2 separate regions of the Homo sapiens genome follow, and region 1 is linked to region 2. Evidence: read pairs that join two places in POLR2A ChIA-PET (ENCODE). Cell type or tissue: OCI-LY7. All regions are shown on one strand. Links, peaks and the distances in the headings refer to the core of each region. The heading gives the core; the rest is flanking DNA. Region 1 has its middle 8.1 kb from the start of KBTBD8. Region 2 has its middle 50 kb from the start of KBTBD8.

Region 1 (2,930 bases), core at 120-2,619, 58 kb after region 2:
GATGGCAGGTTAATATAATAGAGACTTTAAGCCTTAGTCATAATTGTGGCTGAATGCTGTATATATATATCTGGAAACAAAATTATAACACTAAGTAGATTAGTTGTGACACAGGGCCAAAGAAGCATCTTAAGAACAGATGTTTTACATGTTGTTCTCTTGCATACCCAGTTTAATCCCTAAGAAAGAATTATATTCACTTAATTACAGTAGATTTGAGCGACTCGGTTTACCATAATCCATGGAGAAGAACCAGCCTTTAACTGATCTTGTGCCAATTCAAATATATGGCTGCTTTCTCCAATGTTTCTCAAGACCTCTTTGTTAGAGAACACATAGCTCTAACTTGTGTCTATGTCTGCACAATACATACGTACCTGGTTTTCTGGGGTATCAGAGTGAAAATCACTCTTTAGGAGGTAGATTCCCGTAACTGTGAAGAGGCACACACTCTGGAATCAGACTACCCAAGTTCAAATCTCACTGAAACACTTTCTAGCTATGACGCAGAGGAAGCTAATAATTTCTTCATGCCTCAGGTTTCCCAGCTTTAAAATTGGGCTAAAAGAGCATTAACCTTACAGAACTATTATGAGGAGTAAAGGAGATAATCTATGCAAATATATGCAGAGTGTTTAGCTCAGCCACTGGTACAGAGAAAGTACTCAGTAAATATTAGTTATTACTACTTGTGGTAGTACTTGAATAGTAAAATGAAAATTCCATTTAATTTTTCAGCTTATTATATAGCAATTAATTTGTTGTTCTTCATGGTAAATTAACCAGTTTACAGATTAATCACAGTTAAGCTGGAGCAGGAACCCAAGATGCAGCTGTCTTCTCAGCTCAATGTGGTGGCATAGGCTCATCATCACTGGTGATTCCTAACCTTTCTAAAGTATGGAAGAAAAGGAACCAAACCACTCATAGGCGCTCTGAATTCAAATGTCTGTGACACTGAAAACATATCTTAGCCTATCATACTGTTAGTTGTAACTAACACATACTGTTACTTGTAACAAACAACCCCACACTTTCAGCAGCTTATATCAACAAAATTTTGTTTTTCACTCATGCTTATATCCAAGTCAGATCAGCAGGGGGCTCTACTCTTTGCAGTAACTGAGAGGCCAGACTGAGAGAGCAGCCATCTTGGCAAATGTGCTTGGTCACCATGCCAGAAAAAAAGGAAACGTGGTAAATTGTGCATTGGATCTTAATGTTTCCACCTGGAGAAACACGCATCACTTCCAGTCCCATTTCATTGGCCATAACAAGTCATGTGACCATCTAAAGTGGAAGTATAATAGGAAGTCCTATTCTACCATTCCCGGAAGGAGAAAAGCTAGAAACATCTGGGAATCAGCACCAATCACAGACATATTATAAGAGGACTGTGCTAGACACTCTTAGTGATGCAGAGATAAAGAAAACCTTGTGACCGTGCAGGTAAGTAGACACTCCGTAGCATATTCACATATGACTAAGACAAACCAGCACTTTCTAAGATTGGTTTACTTTGGCCACATGGGAAAATAAACCAAAACAATTTATTGCAGGGATTCTCCCCAAGGGTGATTTTTGTCCCTCAGGGAATATTTGGGAATCTCTAGAGACATTTTTGGTTGTCTCCTTTTGGGGTGTGAATGTTGATACTGGCACCTAGTGGATAGAGGCTAGGATGGCTATACCTCAGCAAAGAATTATCTGGCCCCAAATGTCAATAGTTAAGAACTCTGGGCTCTTATAATTTTCACGCTTTTCTCACACACATGCCTTAATCTATTGAAATGAAAATTATGCCTTCGAAATGTCTATAGTTGAGACTATATACACCAATACTCATGAAGTCCCACTGTGCTCTATCACTGCACATTTTATGTCCAGGCATATGGACTTCTATTCAGAAGTGCAGATTTAGTATATTCATTTTGAGCTCCAAATGAAAGAGTTGACTATATTTTCAAAAATATCTTGTAATTCAAACTTAAAACACTGCCCTTCAAAACAGTACCATAAATATATCCTCCAACTTGATGAAAGCAGCAGTCTGTCCCATTGGAAAAACAACACGGCATGACATAATCGGACACTGACCATTGACGATAAGCTTCATGTGAGAGCTATTGTGAGATCTTTTTTACAAGAGCACATTTTTCTAAGAGCAGTCCCTGCCACGATAGGAGCAGTCAGGAAAAGATCTACTGTAAGTGACCAAGGAAAGGGGTGTGTTTAAGCTCAGTGGTTCTAATTGAGTTTGTGAGACAGGCTTTGTCAAACACAGTTGAATGCAGAGGCGAAAGGCATGTGGAAGGAATTTTTTATACTTAACGGTGGGGAACTATTAGTAAACTACACTGAGGAATCTTTGATCTTTCAGCATCAAATTGTGTTAGAATTTAGGTTTAATGTTATTTCCCAGAGGGTAAGTTTTGTTTCCTAGTCTGAGCCTCAAGCCTTGCAGAAGAACTGACTCCGGAACTGACTACCTGGCAAAAGGATATTTGTGGGTTGTTAATTTGTGAATCAGAAGGCAAACCCTGGCCCAGCAGTATGTTAATCCCGATGGCTGAGAGGGAGCCAATATGATCACAAGAATGCACACAGCTTGGGGTCTTAGAAACAGCTTAAGAAAGCTTCAACTATGTTTGGAATGTACCGAATCAATAAATTGCTAATTTTTCCACCTGTGTGTTAGCCTACTTACTCTTCAGGGAGTTGAGGCTTGTAGTGCAAATACAATCCAAACACTTTATTAATTGCTCAGGCTAAAACAGGTCAAAGGAGCATGCCTAAGCTCAGTTTGAAATTCTTTTACTTACAAGGTTCCTGCAGTCACAGGGGAAATTTAATTGCTGTGCAAATTCTTCGTCAAAAAATTGGTCCCTTTTGTATCTGTCCTTGGTGAATACCAGCCATTTCTTCCTTTC
Region 2 (2,930 bases), core at 104-2,603:
TCTTTATTTTTATTTTATTTTTTCACCAGGCTCTTTTTTGTTCTTATGGGAACTAATAGAACAAGAATTCACACATTATCTCAAGGATAACACCAGGCCATTCATGAGGGATCCACTCCCATGACTCAAACACCTTATTAGGAATCACATTTTAATATGAGATTTGGAGGGGTCAAACAACCAAATCTTAGCAAATGACACAAAAATATTCCCCTAACTCCTTTTAAAAAATTGCGTAGAAGCTTTGCTTTTCACATGTAAGTCTTTCACCCACCTGAATCATTTTTTGTATATTGCATGAAGCAAAATGAGGGAGAAAGAATGGATAAAATCATTAGTCCTCTATACTTCCTGTCAAAGATGAGACAGCCTATGTGCCTTACCTTTGAATAGAATGTCTGATTAACCATGCTAACTCATGCCTTCAAATTTTGTGACAATTTCACCTGCTCCACTTATTTCAGGGCTTTCTAATGTAAATAAAGAAGATTTTGTTTTTCTGGAAGTTGCAATATATGGCAAAGCACTTCTTTTTTCCTATGTGATAAGTAAGATGGGAAATAGTAAATGGAAGAAAAAAATCAACTCTATCAAGGCTGTTGCTTTGCTGCAGTCAACGGGGAGCTATATTGGAACTGAAGAACTGATCAGCAAAGAAAGAATGGGAAAAAGATAAATGTGTTGTCACTTGAGTCAGATAATCGTAGTTTGACTACTATTTAACTTCAGTTTAATGTGGCTTAATTTTTTTTAAGCAATGTGAGTTTCCAGAATGAAAGTCACACTCAAGTATATATGTATAAGTACACTCCAAAAACAAGAATAAATAATTATTTCAATTTTTCCCACTTGGATAAATGGGCATTCTTCTTATCCTTTATTAGGATAGCAGTAAGTAATAATTAGTTATTTAGCAGAGCCTTCTATTTGTACATTGGTGAAAAATGGGGTTTCTACAATACCAGGAACATGCTAACACAGCTTTTTCCCATATCTGGTTATGTGAATGGATTTACTTAATAGATATTTCTTAAGTGTTTTCTATCCAGCTAAAACATATCTGAACAAGAAGGCAGAACTTGCCTGACTAAATCTGGCTGTCCAGCAAACCCTTTAGTTGTATGCAACTCCAATGCAGTAGTGTGTCTCCCTCGCACCTAAGCTAATGAGTCCTCTGAATTACCCTCTTTCTGAAGTCATTTTTGGCTTCTCATGTCACTATCCACCATGCCAGATAGTGCTACACCACTTCAGGAGCCTAGCTTGGTCAATAGAATACAGAGACAAAAAAATGCAAATACAACATCGTACCTATCGTCAACTATAATTGTACACTTAAATATTTGCTAAGAGGGTAGATCTCATGTGAAGTATTTTTACCAGAATTAAATAATTTTTAAAGGATTTATGCCCATTAGTTCTTTCACAGATTAACATAAGGACAAAACAGGAAGAAGGTGGGAGAGTGCAAATACAGCTCTCACAACAAGCCTATAATTAGGGGAAGTGAGAGTTGTGATATTATCTTTCACAGATTGCTTGAAAAATTATCATAATGAGGGAAATGTAAGTAAAGGTCAAGACTGAGGAAGGCTAAAATCATTTACATGAATGCTTTAGAAGAAGCTGACTTATTTTACATTGCCTACTTTTGGAAAGGAGTTGCTAAATAGAGTTTATTACTCTTCTAAAGTACAGTAACAGGAAGAAGAACAAACTGAGATATGAAGACAATTTTTTTTTATTATGAGCTGACTTTATTTTTTTATTTTTTTTATTATACTTTAAGTTTTAGGGTACATGTGCACATTGTGCAGGTTAGTTACATATGTATACATGTGCCATGCTGGTGCGCTGAATGGATTTCATTTCATGAAATTGACACAGGAAGTGAAAGTTGTAATCAGGCTATAATTATAGACCCTGGTAGTTTGCCTTTTAAGTGAATTCAGTTATGTAAAGGATACATGTGTTAATGATTTTTACGCTTCTGACAGATTACCAGCCTCCTAAGTTAAGGTGCTATATCTTTTTCAGTAATTATTACTATTCGTGACATCTTAAATAAAATACCTTTAGTTGATACAGACCAGTGGTAAAATTAACTAAAGACCAAACCAGAAAAATACACTGTGAGACAGCTTTAGAAAATGCCCTATTATTTACTTATAGAAGGTTTAACTTTACTTTTTTTTAGAAAAGAAATTCAGCCTTTTGTGATAACAATTTAAAGACATAATGTCATAGCACAGCATTCTGAAGAAGTGAATTTAACACAATTATATTATACAAGCTTGGGATTCATATTGATTTATTAGAATTATATGAAACCTATCCTCTGAAGAGCTCCAACATGCCCTAATTGAACTCCAAGAATTTGTCTGATAACTCTCTCTTGGGAAAATTAGATGAAAGCTTGCCCTAGGAGTGATTAAGAGATTTATGGGATTTATACACCAACATGAAAGCTCAGGATTTTAGGCTTGTAGTAATTGTTTCCAATCCTAAGTCCCAAAACTCTGACTCTACTATTGAGATATCTTAAAAGCTATTTCAAAATGTGCTTCAGGAGTCACACAATGTTGTTTAATTCAAACATGACTTTATACTTTTTTTGATGTGATTTATACTGTAACACACAAACACACAAACCAACTTGTTCAAAAGTGCTAAATACCAAATGTTAACACATTGGAGAGCATTAATGCCTGATCTTTCGCTGTCAGGCACAAATTTCAAAATAATATTTGCTTGGACATCTCTTTCCATACAATTGAACTTCTTATAAATGCAATATTAATTTTTTGAAATACATGTAGCTTTTCATACGTGGCTTTTTATTAATTATTCATGAGTGTGATATCTGTCACATTTGATTATACATTTTACATCAGCTTCTTTGTCTTGACAGTAATTTTTACAACATAAAT

The links. ChIA-PET counts read pairs that join two places held together with the same protein. Peaks named below come from ENCODE experiments on the same cell type or tissue, not always from the same donor. Only the 100,000 strongest peaks of a DNase experiment are listed, where the experiment ranks them.
Region 1: POLR2A ChIA-PET joins it to region 2 with 15 read pairs; 5 of 35 experiments call an interaction of 5 or more read pairs at or near these places.

The regions. Positions count from the first base shown.
Region 1 is chr3:66,988,745-66,991,674 of GRCh38, reverse strand. No RefSeq gene overlaps it. Among named protein-coding and RNA genes, the nearest start is that of KBTBD8, 8.1 kb to the left of the region's middle. RefSeq lists enhancers at 1,410-1,469, 1,475-2,224, 2,225-2,930. In OCI-LY7, for the core only: CTCF peaks have their summits at 1,045, 1,457 and 1,660 (motif pointing left); DNase peaks (open chromatin) are centred at 1,184 and 1,664; H3K4me3 peaks cover 984 bases; H3K27ac peaks cover 910 bases.
Region 2 is chr3:67,047,180-67,050,109 of GRCh38, reverse strand. No RefSeq gene overlaps it. Among named protein-coding and RNA genes, the nearest start is that of KBTBD8, 50 kb to the right of the region's middle. RefSeq lists a silencer at 1,950-2,009. In OCI-LY7, for the core only: no CTCF peak of the experiment used is centred there; DNase peaks (open chromatin) are centred at 1,219, 1,509 and 1,889; H3K4me3 peaks cover 1,814 bases; H3K27ac peaks cover 2,500 bases.